Regions from separate parts of the Homo sapiens genome. Here regions 2 and 3 are each linked to region 1. Evidence: chromatin contacts called from ENCODE Hi-C or POLR2A ChIA-PET data. All regions are on one chromosome and are shown on one strand. Each heading gives the region's core, a stretch centred on a gene start or an enhancer-like site at or near the end of the contact. The rest is flanking DNA. Distances are from core to core; before and after follow the strand shown.

Region 1 (4,834 bases), core at 1,152-3,651:
CCCTCATTTTCCCCACTCTCAATGTCCCAGTGTCCAGCGTGACTAAGGACACGGGCCCCCTTCCGTCCTCGGGCTCCCGGTCCCCTCCTATTTATGGGGTCTGACCAACTGCACCCACTCCCTAATAAATTCATTCTCCTTGGGAGCCTCCTTACTCCTCTTTGTTGGGAAATATTTTTAGCTCTTGGCGGGCTCAACAGCAGCCGCGCAGTCACCCCCTTATCCTCCACCCTCGGCAGGTGCGTCCCACGGCGGGACGGTGATGGGAGGTGGAGGGGGCGACCCGTGGGGGCGGGGCCTAGGCCTCTCCAGCCCCTTTCCTGGCGTCACCCTCCACGCCTCTCTTCCCAGTGCCGTGTCCATACTAGGTCAGCGGCCAGCCTCGCTGGCCGGGGGCGGGGCGTCTGCCTGGGTGGGGCCCACCGGGGCTGGGAGCCGGGACTTGGGCTGAGGCTTCCCGGACCACGGAGGATCCGCGCTGTCGAGGGCAGGACCCAGGAGGGGGAGGAAGCAGAGGATGCTCGGCGCCTTCTTGGCTCCGCCCTTAGCCCCGCCCTACTGCGGCGTTTAAGGGTCTCTTAGCAGGTGGCTACACTGGATCCAAAGTCGGGGGAGTGTTACGGCAGGGAACACTCGCAGACCGCCTAGTCTAGGCCCTCATTATGGGGAAACTGAGGAACAGAAAGGTCCTGTTTCTAAGTCTTACATTACCAAGACTGAGGTGCGGGGGCGGTCCTGGATCCCCCGCCCCAAGGCTGGGAGGGGCACGCCTCGGAAGGGAGGTTTGGGGTCGGTGGTTTCACAGTGAGTGTGTCTGAAGCCAAATGGTCGGAAACCGTTACCCGCTCTCCTAGGCCCGGCTAGTGGGGACCCCAACCGCCTGCGGCTGCCCCTCCCAAGTTCCTCCCTGTTGGCCAGGCATCCAGGTCTCCAGTCTCCGAGCTGCGGAGAACCCACCGCCACATGCGGCTGCCCCTTTCCATTCGACCCTGTGGGGAGCCAGGCTTCCGGGGCCCCGTTCCTCCTGTGTGAACTGGGCCCCCCGCCCCCATTCCCAGACATCAAGGCCGCGTCTCCAGATAGCCACGATTTCATTCCTCGCTCCCCACAGGTCCCTCTCCCCAAAATATTCCCATCTTGTCCTAGCCCATCCCCCAGACTATCTCAAGGACCAGCTGTCCCCACGCCCCCGACCTCCACTAGGCCTGTGCCACCCGCTGCCTGCAGGAAGACGCCCGGTCCCGGGCCGGGTTAGCCCCATGGGAACGGTTTGTCTCGAAAACAGGAACCCGAGCTGGGGGCTGGGCGGGGCGCCCCTTCCCCACCGCAGTCCGCTTCCTGCCCCTCCCGGCTTCCTCCGCCCGACACCCAGGCAGGGCGGGGGGCACTGGGGCGTCCGCGGTTGGGGGAGGGGCTCTTCGTTTCGGTCCCCCCTCCGCGTCCCGGGCGGCGGGGCCTCCGGTCGCCCGCCCTCGGGGCAGCTAGTGGCGCAGCCCCCCGCCCGCGGCCCTGGCCTCCCGGGCGGCGCGGCAGGGGAGGGGTTAAGCTGCCGCAGGGACCGCCGCGTGCGGGGCGAGAGGGAGCCCCCGGTGGGGGTGGCGCAGCCGGCGGTGCGGAGCTCCGCGCAGGGGCGGAGGGGGGAGGGGGCAGCCTGGCGCGGGGGCGGGGGCGGGGCGGCGGGGAGCGGGGCCGCGGCGTGGAGAGCGGGCGGGAGCCGCAGCCGCAGCGAGGCCGGCGGGCGGGAGCGCACGGAGGTGGGGTCGGCCAGGCCGGTGCGGGCTCCTTGCGGCAGGTCCCAAGAGTGAGTGGGCGAGCGCGGGCGGGGCGCCAGGCGAAGGAGGGCGCGGCCCCCAGCGACTCCCCCCCCGCCCAGGGCGGCGCGGGCGGGCTGGGGGCGGCGAGCGGGTGGGGAGTCTGCGGCCCGGGTCTGGGAGAGGGGGCAGCGGCCACGAGAGCTAAGGCGCGCTGGATCCCCGGAGGGCGGAGGACCTCCACGGTGCACCCAGCTTTTCCCAGCCACCTTCCAGCGGGGCCCTCCCCCGCGTACCCCCATTTGGCAGATGAGAAAATTGAGGCTCCCAGAGGCCAAGTGATTCTCAAGGTCACACGAGGAAGCGGTAGAGCCAGGCGGGGACGGCTCTGGGTGGCTCTTAGGAAAAGTCCGCCTGAGAACTCCGTACAGGAGCTCCCCTGTCCTCCAGCCTGGGGGAGTGAGTATGTGTAGGGCCGGGGTACCTTTCCGTGGGGCAAGGCTCTGCCAAAATCTGGGAGTGAGGGGAGTCAGGGAGCTGGGGCCGCAGGGCGGGCCCTGCACCGCAAATGGGAGGGGGGCGACGGAATGGGCGTGCGCACCCATGGGGGTGTGTGCATGTGTGTGGGAGTGTACATGCGTGGAGAGGCACTGCCTTGCGTGTGTGCACACGTGTGAGGATGTCAGCGCCTGTGTGGCCGCGGGACTCAAGGCTGGCCTGGCTCAAGTGAACAGCACGTCCAGGAGGCGACCTCGTCCGCGGGTTTGCATTCTGGGGTGGACGAGCTGGGTATGTGTGCCTGAGGGTTTCTTCGTGCAGGTGTGCACAGGGTGTGGGTGCCATTGTGTGTGAGAGACGGAGGATGGGAGGCCGGTGCCTGTGGCCCGGTGCGTGTAAGTGCGGACGCCTGCACCTCCACTTAGGTCCCCGGCCTCCGACGAATAACTTGGGTGTGGAGTGTTTGCCCCTGCCAGGGTGCGTATGACCCCGCCAGTGACCGGAGTTGCTAATGGTGTCATGCACCCACCGGCCACCCTTGGCGCGAGCGCCCCCCTCTGGACACCCTGCTCCGTGCGCGCTCACAGTTCGCCTGTGCGGGGCCGGGGCCAGGGTCAGGAGCCGGGGATAGGGAGGAAGAGGGCCTGTGGACAAGCTGAGCCGGGACCCCTGGGACCTTTGCGGAGGTGGCCTGGGAGCGCTCAGTTCCCAGGCTCAGGCTTCCCGCTGACGCCTCCTGGCCGCAGCGGGCTCCCCCCGCCCCAGGAATGTTCCTCTCCCATCCAGTCCGCCTCCCCTAGGGCAGGCCCCCTGGGGGCTGCCGCAGCCCCGCCTCGCCTTCCTGGGCTCCCGGGAGGGGGCGAGGCGGGCAGGACGCCTGGGTTCTCTCCCCCCACCTCCCATACCAGGGAGAAATTCCTCCGAGGTCCCCTCAGGCTCTGGGTTCCCAAAATAACCCTGCGGGGGAAGGGAGGCTGTGGAGGGAGGGAAGCGGGAGGGGCGCAGAGCCGAGCTGCGGGGTGCTGCAGGTGCCTCTGGGGAGAGGGCGCGAGGAGAAGGCGCCCTGCGGGGGGCTGGGCGCCAGCCAGTCCTGGGATCTTGGTTCGTCCCCATCCTCGTGAAGCCCCTCGGCCTTCCCGCGACTCCGAGGGTGGGCCGGAAGCCTCTCTGCGGGTCCGTTTCCCAACTGGCGGGTTGCACCATCCCGGGCCAGACCGTTTAACCCCGGGAGTGGCCGCGGGGGACAACTCCGCCCCTGTCCAGCAGGGGGCGTGCCCGCCCCGCCCCGTTTCTGCCCGCGGGGCCGCTCCCCCGCCCGCGACTCCGCAGACTCCCGCTCTGCCTCTCCCGGGACAGGGGTTCGGTCCGAGCCCGGTGGGAGGCTCCCGGAGCGCAGCCTGGGCCCAGCCCACCCCGCGCCGGCGGCCATGGCAGGCACCCTGGACCTGGACAAGGGCTGCACGGTGGAGGAGCTGCTCCGCGGGTGCATCGAAGCCTTCGGTGAGTGGCTCGGGAGGGCACACGGAGCCTGAGCCTAGCCCCGAGTCTGAGCCCGGGTCCCTGCCTCCCAGGCACAGTCCAGGGCACAGCCCTGACCCGGACCCACCCTGCTCCGCAGCGTGCAGTCTCTTTAACGAAAGCCTCCTCCGCAACGCAGGGCAGAGAGATGCACGCCCTTCAGACAGATGAGGTTTCCCTTCTCTAGCCTTCCCCAGCGGCGGCGAAGGGAGGGCCGGGTCCCGGACTCTGACACTTGAGGGGCATTATCTGTCTCCCGGGGAATCCGGAGGAACTCGCTATCTCCGGCCTGGGAGCTGTTTCCGGCTAATGGGGGGCGGCTTATCTGGTGAAGGGGTGCCCCTTCCCCCCAAGCGCTCAGGAAATGACCTCTGGATTCTTGACCCCGGGGAACCCAGGCTCCTTCCGCCCCAGCTGGTTCCCCTCCGGACGATGGGCGGCTCGGGCGCTCCCCTCCTCCAGTCCTCAGGGCGTGCCTATCTCTCGCCCACCACACCTTTCCTCTCTAATTTGCCTCCTGCTCTCGGAGTCCTGGGCAAGCAGGAGGTGGGCGGGGTCGAGCGTGCACCCGAAGGACCGATACCTGGCGGGTTGCGGGGTGAGGATGAGGCATGGTAGCTGCGGACCCAGCTCAGCCACCTGTCTTTGACCCTTCGGAGTCAGATGACTCCGGGAAGGTGCGGGACCCGCAGCTGGTGCGCATGTTCCTCATGATGCACCCCTGGTACATCCCCTCCTCTCAGCTGGCGGCCAAGCTGCTCCACATATATCCTTCGCCGGCCTTGCCAAGGCCCCCGCCGTCGGAGCCCATGCGCAGCCCCTCTGCCCAGCCCAGGTGCAGAATGAGCCTCGCTCCTAAGTATAGGCCACTCCTTATCCCAGAGCTCAGGCGTCGTCCCAGCCTCCAACTAGGGCCTAGGCTCTGCCCCCTCCTTGCTCCTAGCGACTCGGTCCTGTCCCCAGGCTCTGTCCCCAGCCGAGGCCTTGCCCTCCTTCTCCCTAGAGTCTGGGGCCTGCCCCTGCTTCAGGCTTGGGTGCGCCCCGTGCATCTCTCTCTCCCAGAGCCC
Region 2 (4,662 bases), core at 987-3,486, 640 kb before region 1:
AATTAGCCAGGTGTGGTGGCACACATCTGTGGTCCTAGCCATTCAGGAGCCTGAGGTGGGAGGATCGCTGGAGCCCAGGAGTGTGAGCTCACAGTGAGCTCTGATAGCGCCATCCTGCCACTGTATTCCAGCCTGGACAACAGTGAGACTCTGTCTCCAAAAAAATAAATAAAACCACAGAAGATGACAGCATTGCCTTAAGAACTATGAAATGCTACAGGCAGGAAAAGTCTCTGCTCACTTGCTGTGTGTGGGGCACTGGGCCAGGCCCTTTCCCCTGTTTCCTGTGTCATTCTCATGCGTCCTGAGAGTGGAAATAAGTATTAGCAGTTGCCATTTACGTGCCAGCCACTTTTTAAAGTGCTTTAATCCTTAGAACTCACTAAGAGGTGAGTATCACATCTCTGTTTTATGTCAAAGACTGACACCTGGGAGTGTCTGCGGTGGTGGTGGGGAGGCTAGAACCCGGGTCTAGTCAAGGAGGGGCACTGGGAGAGAGTCCGGGAGGCTGATGGTGGGGAAGGAAAGGCATTCCAGGTAGTGGGAACTGCACGAGCATGGTTAGGACCCCAGGAAAGACCCCCGCTGTGTGAGAGCATAGCAGGTGGGTGGCACCATGGGGGAGGCCTTGAACCCCAGGATGACAGATATGGGGCAGGCGTGTTAGACAGTAAGAACATTTTGGAGGTTGTGAGCTAGAGATTCACAAGATGACGCCATGCTTAGGTGGGCTTCCCTTCAGCAAGGCTGTAGGGAAGTGGGAATGAGGGTCTTTCTCAAACTGGGGTGAGGCGGTGAGATTGGAAAAGAGAATGAGACCCATTCTGAAGTGAGGGAGGAGGCGGCCTCCAGCCTTTAGAGCTGAGAGGCTTAGACATCAATTAGCCCGACTGCTGTCCTACTTTGGCAAACAATAATAGACCCCAAGGCCCACAGAAGAGGTTGCTCAACATCACTGAGAGAGATAATGTAACCGCCCATTGGGTTCACCTTACCCTCTGCCTAGACAGAGCCAATTTGTCAAGACAGGGGAATTGCAATAAGGAGAGTTTAATTCATGCAGAGCTGGCTGTACGAGAGACAGGAGGGTTTTTTTTTTGTTTGTTTGTTTGTTTTTTTTTTTTGAGACGGAGTCTCGCTCTGTTGCCCAGGCTGGAGTATAGTGGCATGATCTTGGCTCACTGCAACAGCTGCCTCTCGGGTTCAAGCGATTCTCCTGCCTCAGCATCCCAAGTAGCTGGGACTACAGGCGCCCGTCATCACACCCGGCTAATTTTTGTATTTTTGGTAGAGATGGGGTTTCACTATGTTGGTCAGGCTGGTCTCGAACTCCTGACCTCAGGTGGTCCTTCCGCCTCGGCCTCCCAAAGTGCTGGGATTACAGGCGTGAGCCACTGCGCCTGGCCTGTATCAGTTATAGTTTTTGCAAAGGCAGTTTCAGGAATAAGAAGCAGAACCAGGACTGCAGCCCAAGCCACCACGAGAGGCCAGTCTTTGGGGATGGTCTTTTAGGATGATCTTTGGGGGTGGCCCAAGGAGCCCCAGGCAGCTCCAGAGGCAGGAGGTAGGAGGTCCTGTTTCCCGAATCTGTCCACCCGGGAGAAAGCAGCAGGGGTGGGTGGGTTCTGCCTTGGCCACAGTGAGAGGAGAAGGGAGAGAAGGACTGGGCCTTGGGCGTCCCCCATGGGAGACTAGGAGCTGCGGGGAGATCTGGAGGGGAGGGTGCAGGTGTCACTGGGCCTTGATGTTTCCCAGGGCCGTTTGGTGATGGGAAGAGGGAACTGGAGCCCCAGGCTGCCGCTGATGCTGCTGGCTGACATTTCCGTTCATTCAGTCACTCAGGATTTATTGAGAGCCCACCCTGTGCCACCCGCTGTGCACAGAACACCCAGAGATCCCTGTCCAGACAGACAAGTTCTTCCCATCGTATGTTGGCGTGATAACTGTGATGGAGAAAGAGAGGAAGAGCCAGCAGTGCCTCCGGCTGGGGAGGCGGGGCAGACCTCACCCAGGTGGTGACATTTGAGCCCCAGCTGGAGGGGTGCCAGGGCAAGAGTGCCCAGGAAGAGGGAAGAGCCAGTCCACAGGCCTGGAGACAGAAGGCTGACTGAAGAAGAGTCTGGAGGCTCGGGTGGCTGCAGCAGAGAAAGCAAGGGGGTGGGTGGCAGGACGTGAGGTCAGAGGAGAATGGGCGGCACCCTGTGGCTCACAGATCCTTGAAAGGGTTTTGGTTTTGACTGAGCAGAATGGTGCCATTGCAGATCAACACGCACTTTAAATAATCAAAACCCCTATCTTTCCCCTGGGAAGGAGGAAGCCGAGGAAGGCTGTGTTTCTGACTCACACGGGGGAGTCGGGGGAGTCGTAAACAACCCTGAAGAGAACAGCCAGGCCTGGTGAGTCACTCCTGGGAGTGGCTCCTCCCCACCCTGCCACGCAGCGGCAAATGCGGGCTGGGCCTACCCCCTGGTGGCCACGCTACCTCCGCACCCGGCCTCTCTCTGTGGCATGGGGGCGGCCATGCCCCTTGGTGGAGATGAATGGGAGTGGAGCTGGGCTGGCTGGGCAGGCAGGGGCTTGCCTCTTGCTGACTAAGGCAGCCCTGGAGGGGCCCGACCATGGGGCAGGAACCCAGTTGCCATCCTCAGAGCGAGGATCATTGGCCGGGCTCGGGGATCAGGGCCTCTGTGGTCCCGGCACGCCTGGCCCGTGAGACTGTACTCTGCACGACTCCTCCAGGTGGCCAGGGTCACCGGAACTGGCTCGCTCTCCTCTGCCAGTTGCCGGAGGTCTGGGCACCAGGCCAATTCTCACCTTCCCGCCAGGGTTAAACATTAGTGGGAGGTTATCAGCGTGGGCCAGGGGAGGGAGAGGGGGGAATTCAACTCTGTCTCCTCTGCTGGAGCCACCAGTTCCCGCAAGCCCAGACAATGCCGGTGGAGGAATTTGTGGCTGGCTGGATCTCTGGTGAGACATTTTTCTTCCTTCTGTCACATCACACCCAATGGTAGGTCACTTCCTCGGGAAGATGGGTGACATGGGAGGAGCAGAGACCAAAGTCTGAGTTCCGGCCTGGCGGGAGGATCACTTGAGCCCAGGAGTTTGAGACCAGTCTGGGCAACATAGGGAGGCCCCTGTCTCTACAAAAAAATCAAAATAATTAGCTGGGCATGGTGGCTCACACCTGTAGTCCCAGCTACTTAGGAGGATTGCTTGAGCTCAGGAGTTCAAGGCTGCAGTGAGCTATGACTGCACCACTGCACTCCAGCCTGGGTGACAGAATGAGACCCTGCCACAAAAAAAAAAAAAAAAAAAAAAAAAGAATCAGGGCATGGTGGCTCACACCTGTAATCCCAGCACTTTGCGAGGCTGAGGTAGGAGGATCACTTGGGGCCAGGAGTTTGAGACCAGCCTGGGCAACATAGGAAGACCCTGTCTTTATAAGAAATGAGAGGCTGGGCGCGGTGGCTCATGCCTGTAAGCCCAGCACTTTGGGAGGCTGAGGTAGGTGGATCATGAGGTCAAGATTTCGAGACCAGGCTGGCCAACATGGTGAAACCCCGTCTCTACTAAAAATACAAAAATTAGCCAGGCGCGGTGGCGCACGCCTGTGGTCCCAACTACTCCAGAGGCTGAGGTGGAAGGAGCCCTTAAGCTCAGGAGGTTGAAGCTGCAATGAGCCATGATCATGCCACTGCACTCCAGCCTGGACAACACCAGCAAGACCCTGTGTCAAAAAAAAAAAGTCTGGGTTCCGTGGAGCACCCCAGAGCCAGCTGTCCCCAGTCCTCTGGGGAGTGGCCGATGGGAAGAAGAGAGGAAGGCACAGGTGGGAGGGTGCTGCCTCTGCCTTCCAAGGCCACTCTGCCTGACACCTGCAGAGGGCGGGAGAGCCAGGTGAGCACCCTATACCTTGAGCCCTGCTCTCCAGGCCCACCCTGTTGGGCTTACAAAGGAAGTTCACCTTTGACCTCACCTGCTGTCCTGAGTCCCCTCTGGGCCTCTGCCCCACCTGGCTGTGGGCCGCAGTCCCGGGCCCTGAGGCCTGTTGTGCTGTGGTCCCAGCCCAGCTTCTGGGTGGCATTCCTCTTAGGAGAAAGAGAGGGACGTTCTGAACCTGCCTCCTGGGGGTGCGACCTCCCCCAAACTCCAGAACCAGCCTCTGCTGTGGAGGGCAGGGCTAGGCAGTGGGCAGGTGGAGGGGAGGGGAGAAGCTCCTCTGCAGGTGCCCAGGCATGACCCCCATCAGGGCCCTGCAGTTCTGCGTGGCCAGCTGGCAGCAGGGCCTGCTCTGGATCCCGGCGACGACATTATGAGTTGAAGAAAGAAGAGTAAAGCTCTCGGAGAGGTGGGAACCTGGGTGATTCTCCCAGAGTCCCGCGGCTCATAGGCGGTGGGATACCCGGGTATGGGCTCCAGCGAGGACACGTACGTCTTTGGCTGGCTCTTCCCTCTTGGGTGTGCATCCTCAGGTGGGGCCTGGGGTCTTAGTCCCTTGTCCCAGTGCCTTCCTGGCCCAGTGCCTGTGTGGAGGGGGTGGCAGGGGCAGCTGGAGTCTCTAGAGCTTGGCAGGAAGGTGGCTGCATGTGTCTGAGATGGCCCTGCTCTCCTTCCTCCTGCCTGAACCCCTCTTTCCTCTTGGCACAGACTTGCTTCCTGGGC
Region 3 (4,769 bases), core at 268-2,767, 810 kb after region 1:
AGGTATTAGCATCCCAATTACAGAGGTGAGGAAATTCAAACACATAAAGGCCAACTCACTGGCACACTATTATACCACCAGCAGCGAAGACGGGGCTGGAAGTGAGGTACCTCGGGCTCCAAAGTCAGGGTTCCCTTAAGGTGATGGAAATTCCATGTAAATACTAATATAGGCCTGTGTGGTGGCTCACGCCTGTAATCCCAGCACTTTGGGAGGCCTAGGCGGGTGAATCACGAGGTCAGGAGTTCGAGACCAGCCTGGCCAACGTGGTGAAACCCTGTCTCTACTAAAAATACAAAAATGAGCCGGGCATAGTAGCGGGCGCCTGTAATCCCAGCTGCTGGGGAGGCTGAGGCAGGAGAACCGCTTGAACCCAGAAGAAGGAGGATGCAGTGAGCCGAGATCGCGCCATTGCACTCCAGCTTCGGCGACAAGAGCAAAACTCCATATCAAAAAAAAAAAAAAAAAAAAAAAAAAAGAATACAGCCAATACTAGGAAAAGCGTTATCTTTTTAGGAGGGTGACTGATACTGCTGTAATTGAGACTTAGTAAGGTGAACGCACAGAAACTTGCAAATAACTTCTGCCCTACCCTATATCCCGGGAAAGTAAACTAAAATGCACCTCCAGGCTGCCGGCACGGAACAAGTGGTCAATATCCATCCGCGGCTGGGCCGCCGCCCCCGCCTCCCCGCATCTTCCCCGCACACCTGCACAGCCCTCCCCTTGCAAAAAACACCTGCACTACCAAAACCCCTAACAACCCAAGCGGTCGTAAGAACCATTTCATTGCAACCAGGAGGCGTCGAAGGCAGGAGTCTATGGGAAAGGAAGGCTGTGTTTATCAGGAGCAGCAGGAACCTGGTGGAGAGGTTTCGAAAGAGTGTAGGGGAACCGGCTTCGCTGAGACTCGAGTAACGGGAAGGGCAGTGGACTGGGATTCGGGAGGCCCAAGGTGGGGTCTGACGCCCCCGACAATATGACCTTGGCTAGGCGCCTTCTTTCCTCTGGGCCTCAATTCCCTCCAAGCCAGGGTTGACCTCGGATGTGAAAAGCGACGAAGCTGGTGACAGCCAGGTGATGAGTGACCCTGGGGGAGCGGGAAGCTAACCCCAGGGTCCCCGCGGGGGACGGTGGTGGGGAGGCCAGTAACGGGTCCGCGAAGCAGGAAGGGGCGGGCGTGACGCTGGGGGCGCCGAGGGGGTGGGGCCCCGGACCAGGGGCTCTCCAGAGGATTCCCGGGCTAGGCCTAGCGTAGGGACCCTTAGAATGGGGGAGTCGGGTCATGTGGGGGTCAGGGGTCACGTGAGGCTGGAGGGGGTCGGGGTCACGTGAGAGGGGGGTTTAAGAACAAAGGGGGCGAGGGTAGCGAGGAGCGCCCCTGGACCTCCCATCTCCTCTCTCTGCCTCACTCACCCCCATAGCGGCGGCGACAACGCTCAGCTTCTTCTTCACACACTTGCCGGCAGGGAGGCGGCAACGGCGGTGGCTGCAACAGCGGCGGCAGCAGAGCGGACGGCCCTGCAACGCGCATGCGCCTCGCAGCTTCCCCCCCCCCCCCCGCCCAACCGCGCGCCCTCGTACCGCGCCGGCGCAGAACCGGCGCAGGGCAGCGGTGAGCCGGCGCGCAGGTGGAGCGCCCGCTAGGCTGGCCGAGGGTCTCCGACCAGGAGGAGGCGGGAGCGCGGAGGAGCGTCGCGCCGGGAATGACGTGCGGCCAGAGCCCGCCCCCTCGCAGGGCTGCGTCTGTAACTATGGCAACGGCGGCGCCAGGCCTGGCTGCTCACCCAGGCCGTGAGTCGCGCGCCGCTGGGGGCCGGGTGGTTGGCAGCACCTCCCCTGCGGCCAGCGACTCCTTGGCCCCGCGCGTAGCAGCCGGCGGCACAGCCACCTTCCCAGGCGGCCAATCGCGTCTCGACCTCTAAAGTACCTGCCCCTCCAGAGCCCTAGCGCGCGTAGCGGAAGTCTTTGGAAACTTTCCCACCTTCCAGATCTTGACTCTTGAAATTCCTTTTCTAACCAGAGTCCTGTTACTCATTCATTCGTCTTCTAACCATTCATTCCCCCTCATTCATTCACGTTCTCAATAAAAATTAACTCGCATCTACGCGGTGCTGAGCCCAGGGGGCACAGAGAGGAGCGAGGTGCCATCTCAGCGCCACACCTCAGGGTTTAGAGGGGAGACGGGCACGTAAGCACTGTTTAGGAGAGAGTGGACAGTGCTGTTAGCGTGAACACCAGGCATCCCGGAAAGTTTTAATTTCAACCCATCCCCAGCACACCGGAGTGACCCGCACGTGACCCGAATCCAAACCGCCGGGGGCGCTTCCGCAGTGTGCACACCTCTGCCAACCTCCCCCAGAATCTCCAGGGGTGGAGCCAGAGTCTTCACTTCCTAGTGCTCCCCAGGTAGGGAGCGAAAATTAGTGAAATGCTTCAAGACGAAAATTAGTGAAATGCTGCCCAACACTTAAGCTTCATGGACTTTTTCAGGTTTTGCTCATTATTCCATCTTTTTGTTTTTTTAAGAGACAGGGTCTCGCGGTCGCCCAGGCTGGAGTGCAGTGGTGCAATCACAGCTCACTGCAGCCTCGACCTCCTGGGCTCAAGCGATCCTCCCGCCTCAGCCTCCTGAGTAGCTGGGACTACAGGTGTGCACTACCATACGCAGCTCAATTTTTATTTATTTTTTGTTGAGATGGGGTCTCACTGTGTTACACAGACTGGTCCCAAACTCCTGGGCCCAAGCGATCCTCCCACTTTGGCCTCCCAAAGTGCTAGGATTACAGGCGTCAGCCACTGTGCTTAGCCTCATTATTCCAACTTTAGTGCTCAGTACAGTGGTGGCCTCAACAACATTTATCCAGTGCCTACTGTATGCTAGGCACTGTTCCAAGCAGCAAGGAAAACAACAATAAGAAACAGAATAGGCACCACCCTTGTATCCTAGAAGGAGGAGACCGATAATAGATGAAATAAATAGGTAATATACATAGTTAGTTAAATGATACAGGCTCGGCCGGGCGCGGTGGCTCACGCCTGTAATCCCAGCACTTTGGGAGGTAGAGGCGGGCGGATCACGAGGTCAGGAGATCGAGACCATCCTGGCTAACACAGCGAAACCCCGTCTCTACTAAAAAAATACAAAAAATTAGCCGGGCAGGGTGGCGGGCACCTGTAGTCCCAGCTACTCGGGAGGCTGAGGCAGGAGAATGGCGTGAACCCGGGAGGCGGAGCTTGCAGTGAGCCGAGATTGTGCCACTGCACTCCAGCCTGGGCGACAGAGAGAGTCTCAAAAAAAAAAAAAAATGATACAGGCTCTAGAAGGAAGAAAAAGCAGGGAGAGAGCACAGGGAAGGTCAAGATTTATAGTTGTGGCCTGGCGCAGTGCCTCACACCTGTAATCCCAACACTTTAGGAGGCTGAGATGGGCGGACTGCTTGAGCTCACGACTTTGAGACCAGCCTGGGCAACAGAGTAAGATCCTGTCTCTGCAAAAAAATTTAAAAATAAAAAAAAATTAGCCAGGCGTGGTGGCGTGTACTTGTGGTCCCAGCTACTCTGGAGGCTGAGGTTAGAGGATTGCTTGAGCCCGGGAGGTGAAGGTTGCAGTGAGCCGATAGCGCCACTGAACTCCAGCCTGGGTAACAGAGCCAGACTCGGTCTCAAAAAAAAATAAAATAAATAAAAGCTTGGCGCAGTGGCTCACACCTGTAATCCCAGCACTTTGGGAGGCCGAGGCAGGCAGATCACGAGGTCAGGAGATCGAGACCATCCTGGCTAACACCATGAAACCCCATCTCTACTAAAAATACAAAAAAATTAGCCGGGCATGGTGGCAGGCGCCTGTAGTCCCAGCTACTCGGGAGACTGAGGCAGGAGAATGGCATGAACCGGAAGGCGGAGCTTGCAGTGAGCCAGGATCGTGCCACTGCACTCCAGCCTGGGCAACAGAGCGAGACTCTGTCTCGAAAAATAAAATAAAATAAAATAAAATAAAATAAAATAAAATAAATAAAAAAGGCCGGGCACGGTGGCTCACGACTGTAATCCCAGCACTTTGGGAGGCCAAGGCGGGAGGATTACCTGAGGTCAGGAGTTCAAGACTAGCCTGACCAACATGGAGAAACCCTGTCTCTACTAAAAATACAAAATTAGCTGGGTGTGGTGGCACATGCCTGTAATCCCAGCTACTCGGGAGGCTGAAGCAGGAGAATCACTTGAAGTGGGGAGTCAAAGGTTGCAGTGAGCCAAGATTGTACCGTCGTACTCCAGCCTGGGCAACAAGAATGAAACTCCATCTCAAAAAAAAAAAAAAGAGAGAGATTTATAGTTTTAACTAGGATGCTCAGGAAAGGCAAACATGAGGTGATACTTGAGTCAAGATCTGAAGGTGAGGGAGCAAGTAATGAGGACGTCTGGGGAAAGGGCATTGCAGGCAGAGGAGGTCCTAGAACCACCCTGGCTTCTGGGTTGAGATGAGAATGTAGGGACAAGGTCAAAGGAAGGACAGTCCAGGCTGGGCAAGGTGGTGGCTCATGCCTGTAATCCCTGCACTTTGGGAGGCTGAGACAGGCAGATCACTTGAGGTCAGGAGTTTGAGACCAGCCTGGCCAACATAGTGAAACCCCATCTCCACTAAAAATACAAAAACTAGCCAGGCGTGATGGCAGGTGCCTATAATCCCAGCTACTCGAGAGGCTGAGGCAGGAGAATTGCTTGAACATGGGAGGCGAAGTTTGCAGTGAGCCGAGATCAGGCCACTGCAC

Evidence for each region. A loop is a pair of places that touch in the nucleus more often than their neighbours do. ChIA-PET counts read pairs that join two places held with the same protein, here RNA polymerase II (POLR2A). Pooled maps may share reads with other maps.
Region 2: a pooled map shows a loop between it and region 1 (5-fold over the local background). The contact joins the promoter of SLC25A45 here to the promoter of RASGRP2 in region 1. A Hi-C loop is called at or near these places in 1 of 50 pooled maps. POLR2A ChIA-PET finds 5 or more read pairs at or near these places in 2 of 52 experiments (B cell and Caco-2).
Region 3: a pooled map shows a loop between it and region 1 (12-fold over the local background). The contact joins the promoter of NAA40 here to the promoter of RASGRP2 in region 1. A Hi-C loop is called at or near these places in 5 of 50 pooled maps.

Annotation. Positions count from the first base shown.
Region 1 is chr11:64,741,709-64,746,542 of GRCh38, reverse strand. RASGRP2 (RAS guanyl releasing protein 2) reads left to right here and starts at 2,401. Exons shown (of 17, transcript NM_001098671.2): 1 at 2,401-2,540; 2 at 3,606-3,749; 3 at 4,431-4,533. The coding sequence starts at 3,677. PYGM (glycogen phosphorylase, muscle associated) reads left to right here. Exons shown (of 20, transcript NM_005609.4): 20 at 1-145. RefSeq lists silencers at 1,285-1,484, 1,735-1,844, 2,835-2,884, 3,045-3,094, 3,405-3,734 and 1 more.
Region 2 is chr11:65,380,220-65,384,881 of GRCh38, reverse strand. It overlaps SLC25A45 (solute carrier family 25 member 45), which reads left to right and starts at 2,236. Exons shown (of 7, transcript NM_182556.4): 1 at 2,236-2,396; 2 at 2,913-2,967. The coding sequence starts at 2,931. It also overlaps a transcript of FRMD8 not described here. RefSeq lists a silencer at 810-1,104 and enhancers at 1,016-1,542, 1,871-2,070, 2,081-2,390, 2,290-2,584, 2,071-2,598 and 4 more.
Region 3 is chr11:63,935,750-63,940,518 of GRCh38, reverse strand. NAA40 (N-alpha-acetyltransferase 40, NatD catalytic subunit) reads right to left here and starts at 1,517. Exons shown (of 8, transcript NM_024771.4): 1 at 1,417-1,517. The coding sequence starts at 1,422. RefSeq lists silencers at 1,411-1,596, 1,526-1,605, 1,866-1,915 and enhancers at 1,636-1,775, 2,014-2,514.